Linked DNA regions of Homo sapiens: region 2 is linked to region 1. Evidence: chromatin loops called from intact Hi-C (ENCODE). Cell type or tissue: Caco-2. All regions are shown on one strand.

Region 1 (5,000 bases):
GGAGTGGTGAGGTAGATTCCCCGTCTCTGGCTGGGTGCCTGGGATGGTGGTGGGCATGAGGTGCTGTGAAGTGGGATAGAGAATTTGGGAGGAGGAACATGTTTGGGGGAGGTTAGTTTTGGACATGTTGAGTTTGAGGCATCCATGGGATGTCCATGTGGCTTTGTACAACACATAGTTTCTGTGAGAGTCTGAAGCTTGGGGGATAGGTCGGGGCTACAGAGCAAGAGCTTTGAGAGTGTCTTCTGAAATGTAGGGAGTGGGCAAGTTGTCGGAGGGATCGTGTAGATGAGAATAGCTTCATGTTAGTGAAAAGAAAACCCAGAATAAGGGCGCATAGAGGAGTTTGTAGACCCTTATTTGTGAAGTTTACCTTAAGGGAAATATTTTAATTTGACAGAGAAAAAGAACAGGAGGAAGAAGGGAAGGCAGTTTTGTTTCAAAAAAAAAAAAAGTGAGTGAAGATCTTTATAGACTTTCTAGGACACACCTAATATTTCTGGGATATTGTTATGATTTAAGGGATTAAGGCTCAGAAATCTATCAATGACACTTCCCCTGGGTGGATATACAATGAAGAACTGACAAAAGGGTGCAGTGTTGATAACTCTTTGAACTATTTTAATTACCCTGTGAATTGGATACAATATTATCAGAAAGGGGCTTACCATAGAATTATGATGGACTTCAGAAGTCCACATCCTAGGCCAGGCACAGTGGCTCGTGCCCGTAATCTCAGCACTTTGGAAGGCCGAGGTGGGTGGATCACTTGAGGTCAGGAGTTCAAGACCAGCTTGGCCAACATGGTGAACCCTCGGCTCTACTATAAATACAAAAATTAGCTGGGCATGGTGGCAGATGTCTGTAATCCCAGCTACTTGGGAGGCTGAGGCAGGAGAATCACGTGAACTCAAGAGGCGGAGGTTGCAGTGAGCCAAGATCGCGCCAGTGCACTCTAGCCTGGACAGCAGAGCAAAACTCCATCTCAAAAAAAAAAGAAGTCCCCATCCTGATTTCACAGAGCAAGAGTGCTTAGGACCCAGGGAGCATTTTTGAACTTGCCTGAAGTTACATCATAGCCAGTCAGCAGTAGCACCAGCTGGTACCTGAGTCCAGATCACCAAGCTTCTGTTTTGTTCTTTTGTTAATACATCAGATTGTCTCTTTTAAGAGATTTTAAAAATTAGAATTCTGTTAATTCAAAAAGTGTCTGCTCATTTAACCTGAAAGAAGTTTTTAAAAGTTTTCACTGAAGTCTGATTTCTGCCCAGTTGAATAAGGCAAGCAAGGTGTGACTATTTGTTTGACACATACTATTCCATAGATTTTCTTTTTCGTAATTCCTGCTAAGATTCAGTGGTTACTAATTACAAATCCATAATTACTAATTTCTTGTGATTATTATAAAACATTCTTAAAGATTTCTTTGAGAGATTATTTTAAAGAAGTAGGATAAAGGAATAGAACATTATCATGAAGTTAAATTTATAAAGATGTCAGGAGGGAAGATTGAAGTTAATGCAGGCAGCCCCAAACATAATTATACCCAGACAGAAGAATATTCCTCTCCCGCTGAATTGATTCTGGTTACATAAAGAAAATTTACTTGGGATCATTATTAGAGTATTTTCTTCATTTTAGAAATAGCACACATTGAAAATTAATATTGATATTAATATTAAAATTATACTTTTAATTTTAAAATTTTCAAATTTAAAAATGCTGAAAACACCAGTAGTGCTATTAATTTTTAATAAATGCTGATGATTAACCTTCTGATGTTTTTTTTTTTTATGGCTACCTTTTTCTTTGTTTACGTAATGTGTGGAATTAGGGAAATCATTAATGGTGATAATGATGGGGAGGGACAGTGCTGGAGAGAGGCAGATAGTGTCCACCTTGGACTCAATTTCCAGAGCCTGGTAGAATGGCCTTTCTATCAAATTGCATTTCTGATTTGAAAGCCCATTACTTTATATTTATAACAGGAAGTTATGGTATTGCTGCCAGTCTAGATGATTCTTTAGCTTGACCTTTATTGTGTTTGATTTTGTGATTTCACCTTTTTTTCCCGTTTTAGAAAAACTTTTGGGTGTATACAGGAGAGAATTCCTTCCCGTGTTTTAGGGAGTGGTATTAAAATACATTCATTTTGTTCAGTAGTTCTGTTCCATACTTCCTACAGATAAAGACCCTTTCTGTGTGATTGTGAGACTTTTGAGGTTGAGCGTGGTTTCTCTAATGGTATTTGACATGAAAAACTTCATAAAATTCATGAAGCTACTTAATACACAGGTCTGTGAATTACATTAGTTTGTCAGTTATTTTTACACACTCATTTACTAATATGAATAGTACAGGTAGTGGGTGTTTCTCTTTTGTAAACTATTTTGTACATTATTAGTTATGGGTGAAATCTAGAATTTTCACTTATAGGGATGCTATTTTAGGGACTTCTTATAGAATGATAAAATTGTATTGCTGAAGGAAACGTTCATATTATTACTTAATCTAGTTTTGTCATTTTATGGAAACAGGCCCAGAGAGGGAAGATGACTTGTCTAAAATCTAAGAATTAGAGATTTGTGCATAACTGCTGGGATACTTGCTCTTTGATCGTTGCTCAAATTCCAGCCCATACTTGCTCAGTCCTAACTTTGAGCTTCTTTAGAGATTGGTCCGAATCTCTCACCCTTACATCTTGGACAAGGTGGCAACAGTCACTGCAAAATTTTGTGTGAAATCTCTAGATCTTAAATGTCTGTGACAAATGTTAAGAAATTGTGTGTCAAGCAAAATACTTTAGAGGCCAATGGGCCACATGTTTTTGATATCAAGAGATTACACACAAAATTTGTTTTCTAGCTTCTTTTGAAAAATCAGAATTGGGAAGATGTATTCATGAGTGACTGCTGCCCCCTTTGGTTGGGACTCGTTCCTTCAGGTTCATTACATGGTCATCAATAACCATTTCCTTGGTCCCTGCTTTTGTCTTGTCTGGACTCTAAGCATTTGAATTTTTAGTATTATAAGAAAACTTAATACTTTACTATCAGTCACCACATACATGTGTTTCTATCTGTACTACGACTTATTAAAAGCCTTTTATCAATAGCCTCCATTTTGGAGGGGGGGATTTCAACTGGTGCCTAGACTAGCAAGGATTTGTTTATAACACAGTCTGTGCTTATGAGGAGAATACAAAGGGCGGATAATTTCAGCTTGTCAGCTTGAATATGTTATATTTATACAAATAACAGGCTTTTGAGTTTTCCTAGATTACATCTATTTACAGAAGGCTGTAATCAAGGTTTAGCAGCATATTTTCAGGAATTCTTTGGTGCATATTTTCTCAAAAGATACTACCAGGACAGTTTCATGACACTAATAATAGTTTTATAGAAATGATTTGTCATGTTGTTTTTAATGGCCTGCCACCTCCTTTTAAAATCTTTTTGAATCTGTCTATTCCTAAGCAGGTAATAATATTCTATTATTGTTGATACTTGGAGATGTAATCTTCAAATAATTAAATGATTCAAAAATTGTTGTAGCAATGTTTACAGGAGGATGTTTTTCATACTGGGACAGGCAATCACATTTTTATGTTGGTAAGATTGTCTACATCTAGGGATTGGTATTCAGATCTTGATTTATATTCTCTATATTGAAAAGGTATGAGCAAAGAGATTTTTTTTCCTTTGTGCATTTTGCAATTTTAATTTCATTTGGAATGCTCTAAGGAGGTGTGTTCGTTATAATTTTTGTTTGCAGCCCCAAACTGTAAACTGACCTAGGAAAAAAAGGGGTAAGTGCAACTTTAGGCAGTTCTGTATTCAGAGGCACGAGCGACATCATTCAGTTGACTTGCTTACCTAACCCCGTTTTCAGGTCCGCCTCATTCTATGCTGTCTCCATCTTCAGAAGAGGCTTCCCTTCCTGGTGGCAAGATGGCTGCCGGGAGCTCTGCGTTTGCATTCTGGCCTCTCAGCAACCCTTCCAAGAAAATATTTGTTCCCAGTAGTTTCAACAGAAGTCTTATTCTAGAGTCTCATTTCCTCTGATTGTCTTGGCTTAGGTTATGTGTCCTATTCATGAACAGACCCTGTGACCAGGAGGGTGTATGAGACTATGATTGGCCAGGCCTACATCCATGCTTATCTTCGGAGTTTGAGGTTGCTCATCCCGGCCCAAATCACGTGGACTGAGTGGGAGTAAGTGGTCCCCTAGGACCAATCAAGGCACTGTTGAAGAAGAAAAGTATAGAAGGCCTTTCCCTATGCAGGATTGTAAAAATACTTCCCTATATATTCCCTAAATATTTGTTATTATTGCTGTTATCATTATTACTTTACCATTTAGCCCTTCAAACCATCTGGATTTAACATGTAACTTATAACTTAATTGTGTGTGTGTGTGTGTGCGTGTGTGTACGTGTACAGGTTAAAAGTGATGCAGGAGAAGAAGAGGGGCACATAGGTCCCTCAGGAGGCATTGCTGGGCCATCTTGCTAATCGAGGCAGGTAAGGACACCGTGAATTGGGTGTTTACCCAGGCTGTGTGCAGTGTTTGACTAGGTCATTCAGCCCGATTTCTGCCTTTGTATGTGTCTCAGGCTATACGTGAGGCTATTCCTTTATACTTCTGTCAAGTCCTTTATGACTTAGATATTAAGATTAGCCTTAAAAGAAATACAGATTCAAAATTATTGCTCTAGTTGGTCCTCAAACTCAGTGGATGACAGAGCCCCCAGAAGTTATGGCATTCTTTCTGCAACATCCTGAAATCTTGAAAAAGGAGAACATTTAATATGACTTTTTGTCCATTTCAAGATGTGCTCATGTTTTTTAAACCTTAGGTGCTTGCTACATATCTTGTCTACACATGCCTATTATATAAGGAATCGGATTCAACACGGAATTATATAATTAGTTATTTTTAAGATGACCTACTCTCATGAGTCATAACAAAAAGTTGAATTATGTTGAATGTATTCTACT
Region 2 (5,000 bases), 600 kb before region 1:
ATGGAAGTACCAGCCACACTGTCTGCAAACCTGACTGATCCACTTTATATACTGCTGTTGTGGCCCAAAGTTATGAAGGAAGAAAAATAACACATTATGAAATTTTAAATATTCCAAGAAAAAGGGATGTAGATTAGGGTGTATAATCACAGTGTTGCTTTCCTTGTGTCTACAGTATAATGTGAATGAAATTGCTGTCAGGATTTTAGAATGATGAAGTCTTGTGCACTGAAATTTTATGATTTAATCACAATGGCTATTAACAATGTCAACATAATTTAGACTTGATGAAAAAGAGCCAAGAGGCATCCAGGAATTGGCCTTGCTGATTTTGATAGCCTGTGTAGGCAATTTATGACATTTAAGACATCCTTTTATTATTATTATTATTATTATTATTATTATACTTTAAGTTTTAGGGTACATGTGCACAATGTGCAGGTTAGTTACATATGTATACATGTGCCATGCTGGTGCGCTGCACCCACTAACTCGTCATCTAGCATTAGGTATATCTCCCAATGCTATCCCTCCCCCCTACCCCCACTCCACAACAGTCCCCAGAGTGTGATGTTCCCCTTCCTTTGTCCATGTGTTCTCACTGTTCAATTCCCACCTATGAGTGAGAATATGCGGTGTTTGGTTTTTTGTTCTTGCGATAGTTTACTGAGAATGATGATTTCCAATTTCATCCATGTCCCTACAAAGGACATGAACTCATCATTTTTTATGGCTGCATGGTATCCCATGGTGTATATGTGCCACATTTTCTTAATCCAGTCTATCATTGTTGGACATTTGGGTTGGTTCCAAGTCTTTGCTATTGTGAATAGTGCCGCAATAAACATACGTGCGCATGTGTCTTTATAGCAGCAAGATTTATAGTCCTTTGGATATATACCCAGTAATGGGATGGCTGGGTCAAATGGTATTTCTAGTTCTAGATCCTTGAGGAATGCTCACCATCACTGGCCATCAGAGAAATGCAAATCAAAACCACAATGAGATACCATCTCACACCAGTTAGAATGGCGATCATTAAAAAGTCAGGAAACAACAGGTGCTGGAGAGGATGTGGAGAAATAGGAACACTTTTACACTGTTGGTGGGACTGTAAACTAGTTCAACCATTGTGGAAGTCAGTGTGGCGATTCCTTAAAACATCCTTTTAATATCTGCCCCTCATTTTTTATTGGAGTGTGGTATCTCTTTTATCCACTAGAATGTGTAATAACAATGGCAAATGAGCATAGAAACTTTCTGGAAAGACTGTGTGTATTGATCAATTGCAGAGTGTTCTCATAAATTGATAACCTTTAACATTATTAAATAATTTTCACACATCAGGTGTGTTTACTTTTTTGTGAAAGCTAATAGATATAGCATATGCATTTTATCAACATAGTAGAGCCACGAGAATGCAGTTTTCAATAACATAGTTTCTCCAAAGCTATGGTTACCAGTTACTTCTTTCCAGGCAAAGTTTTAAACTTAGGAGATTATTTCAGATGATGATGTTTCTTATTTCTATATTTCAGAGCATATCAAACAGTAATAATAACAACCATTTACATGGTCCATTACATGGTCCTAATGATAGTTATTACTTACATAGTACTTACAGTGCCTGGCATTGTTCTATGCGCTTTACATTTACCCAGTGAATCTTCAACAACTCTCTGGGATATGATTTTTATTTTAAAGATGAGAAATCTGCAATGCAGAGAGGCTTTGACACTTCTCCAAGGTCCAAAGCAGAAGGGCTGCTGGTGGACAGCAAGTGGCAGAGCTAGAATGCGAGTTTGAGTTTGGCACCACAGTGTTCTCTCACTTCTTCCTTCATAGTTAGCGAAGAAGCTCAAGGACCTGGTGAAGCAGATAAAGAGAGTATTGCTCTTATTCCAATTTTAAGAAGGTGGAATTAAAGATCAAGAGGTTAAGCGATTTGCCCAAAATAACAAAGTTAGTGGCAGAGTCTGGGGCAAAGGCAGTTATGCAAATGCAAATGTGATAAAGTCTTCAGATTCAGTGCTGTTTCTGACTTTTCAAACAGCATGTTCTCAAGACATTCGGATTATCCTGCATGATGACTCACTCTCCCTACTTGTCATCTGGGCCTGGAGGAGGTGGCAAGAAAGTCTGTCTGCAGCCTAAGTGGGAGAAGAAGGTGGGAGCGTGGGGGATAGAGTTGCTGATAACATCTCAGACTCTGGAGGGAGTTCATAGCCAGCAATCAGAATGTTAACCTCTGTGTCCCACCATTTAAAACACACTTCTTTCTCCTGACAAATTAAAACATTTCCTTAAGCCACAGTTCTTTCAGCTGATCTCCAAGGTCATTCAATGGTACAAGAGATCATTTGTGTCCCAACAAACTGGAATTGGGAATTGGAGTTAGGCCATCTTGGGTGAATCCTTTGCATTTTACTTTGAAATATATTCTACTGAGTATTTTTGTATTCAAATATGATCAGTGAATTTTGTGCATATCTGATAAAACATATTTTTGTCCACAAGGGGGCTTCATTTTCCTATTTTTCAAGTTCCTCTTTCAGTAATACTATACATTTTGTTTTGTTGTTTTTATACTGAAAATAGAACCATTTGCTTGCTTTTGAGAAATACTTGTCATCACTAAAAGGAGCTTTGAGAGCTGGTCACAGTAGAAGAATTAAGGCAGCAAAGTTTGAAATGCCAATTGAAGCTCTCGGGGGACCAACAGTGGGAGAGTGAATTCATGAGCATTTCACATCCCTCGTATGAAACGCAACAAAGGTCTAGGCTTTGTTGTTTTTGTTTGTTTGTTTGTTTGTTTGTTTTTGAGACGAAGTCTTGCTCTGTCACCCAGGCTGAAGTGCAGTGGCACGATCTCGGCTCACTGCAACCTCTGCCTCCAAAGGTCTGGGCTTTTAAATATTAAGTTTACAACTAGGATTAAATGGGATCACAATTAGGTTTCTAAATACCACTAAACTCTTCTTAAAGCTAAAGGTCAATTTAAAAATTATTATTCCAGGTTTGTGTTATTTTCTGATATTTATGCTTTGAACTATTCTTTTTTGGGCTTTGGATCACTTTAAAATCTGAATTCAAATTGGGGGTCTTTGTTTTCCTTCTCCTCATCTGCCTGAAGTTTCCATTACCAAGCACTGGGCACTAAATCAGGCCTTACCTGAAGCAATGGGGTCGTTAATTGAACTAAATTTGGTTTGAGTGGAAATGAGACCTGAGGCTACTAGATCTTGTTTTGAGTGGCAGGTTTTCCATTTGTTTTGGAAGATGGTATATTTCAGAGGCGAGAGGGAGGGAAAGCAGTGTTCCATAGCAGAGTAGCTGCAGTGGAAAACATGCTTTGTCCAGCCTTGGTGTGTATGGCCTTGGAAAAAATGATTGTTTCTACAAGTCACGAGAAGAGAAATGGCAGCACATTTCCAAGTCAGCTGGAGCTCTAGAAGAAATGAGGATGAGATATGTGGATGGATTAAAAAATGTAAAAAGTGAAAAACCAGAATGAGTGGGCTTGGAATTTTGTTAAACAGTCCAACTTGCGCATTTTATTATAGCCTTTCTGTGGGTTTAAATGAAGGCCAAAACCTTATTATTTGAACGTTGTATTGATTCGCATTTCTGGTAGCTATTTAAAAGCTGATGTCCTTAGAGCTTAGTGCTGCAAAATCTTCAGTAGGCATATTCAAATGGCAAGATATAGGCATGTCCATCAACAACACAATTATTAAACAGATAAACTATTCACCCCAAGTTATGAAAGAATGCTGGAAGATTAAACAAAATCTGCAGTACATGTTATAGAATAGCCTCAATAATGGCAATAATCACACTCTAAGTGACTTTTTGGAAATACTAAAAAGTCACATCTGTCCTCAAAGCCAAATCTGATGAAGAAGATGGGTCATATAAAGCTAATATTTATTGAATGCTTACTATGTGCCTGATGAAACAGTTCTAAACACTTTTCATATATTAAGTCACTCAGTCTGTGCAACAGCTCTATCATTTCTAGTTTACTGATGAGGAAATTAAGGCAGAGAGAGGTTAAGAAATGTGCCCAAGGTTATATAGCTAGTAAGCAACAAAGCAGTGACCCAAACCCAGGTGGTTTAACTGGACAGAAACTAAATCAAGCATTCTTGAACAACCTGAAAATATTTAAAAGAATTTCAAGTAGTGCTATTGTTATTGGCACATGTTATTTTTCAACATAACTACTTTGAGGAGTTAAACATTGGTTTGGCAGTGTAAGTTCGTGTGTGTGTGCATGCGCATGTGTATATATGTGGAGTATGTGGGTATTTATTTATGTATAATTACTTTATGGTCTCATCTGTTAACTTTTAAGAAATTAAAGGATAATTCACAAAGTAGTTTTTTTTCCTGTGTTATCAGTAGTTGGTGTATTAGAAGGAAGCAGAATGGATTATCTTCCAGCCCCATTATGCCTGACATGAAAACATAGGAATCTTATATACTTTCTGAGTTTCCTGTCTCAAGTTCTGTTTAGTTATTAGATGATGCCATCCATCATCTAATTGGAGTAAGTTATTTCACAAACTGCTCTTTCTACTGAGGGAAATGGTTCTCTTTAACTGGAGAGATCATCTATTAAGTCATTTAGGACTGAATTTTTAAACAAGTTATGAAAAAGCGTAGAAGATGATAAAGTTCTTATGCATGGGTATGTGCACATGGTGTTTCTGTGGGTAAGAAAAATACATATAAATACAAATACAGATATAAATGTGAAATTTGAGTTAGTGACAAAACTACTTGTCTTTAGTGTTAGTGAAGTATCCTGTGGCTGCATGATTAGAGAAACTCAAAACAGCCAAATTCCATCAAATGTGATTCAGTGTCCATATAAACATTTTAAACCCATGTTCAAAACTGAACTCCTGATCTTACTCCCCAAATCTACTCTACATTCAGCTTTCCTTATCTCAACTGATGGTAACCCTGTCCTCGTTTCTGAGGCCCAAACCATA

What was found. A loop is a pair of places that touch in the nucleus more often than their neighbours do. Peaks named below come from ENCODE experiments on the same cell type or tissue, not always from the same donor. Only the 100,000 strongest peaks of a DNase experiment are listed, where the experiment ranks them.
Region 2: a loop joins it to region 1, with 15 times the contacts of the local background. A loop is called at or near these places in 8 of 110 quality-filtered maps.

What each region holds. Positions count from the first base shown.
Region 1 is chr5:54,241,593-54,246,592 of GRCh38, reverse strand. The region is part of intron 1 of ARL15 (ARF like GTPase 15); the gene reads left to right. Among named protein-coding and RNA genes, the nearest start is that of ARL15, 66 kb to the left of the region's middle. In Caco-2, a CTCF peak has its summit at 2,921; no DNase peak of the experiment used is centred here.
Region 2 is chr5:54,842,849-54,847,848 of GRCh38, reverse strand. It overlaps the pseudogene CSPG4BP. Among named protein-coding and RNA genes, the nearest start is that of LINC02998, 100 kb to the right of the region's middle. In Caco-2, a CTCF peak has its summit at 2,501 (motif pointing right); no DNase peak of the experiment used is centred here.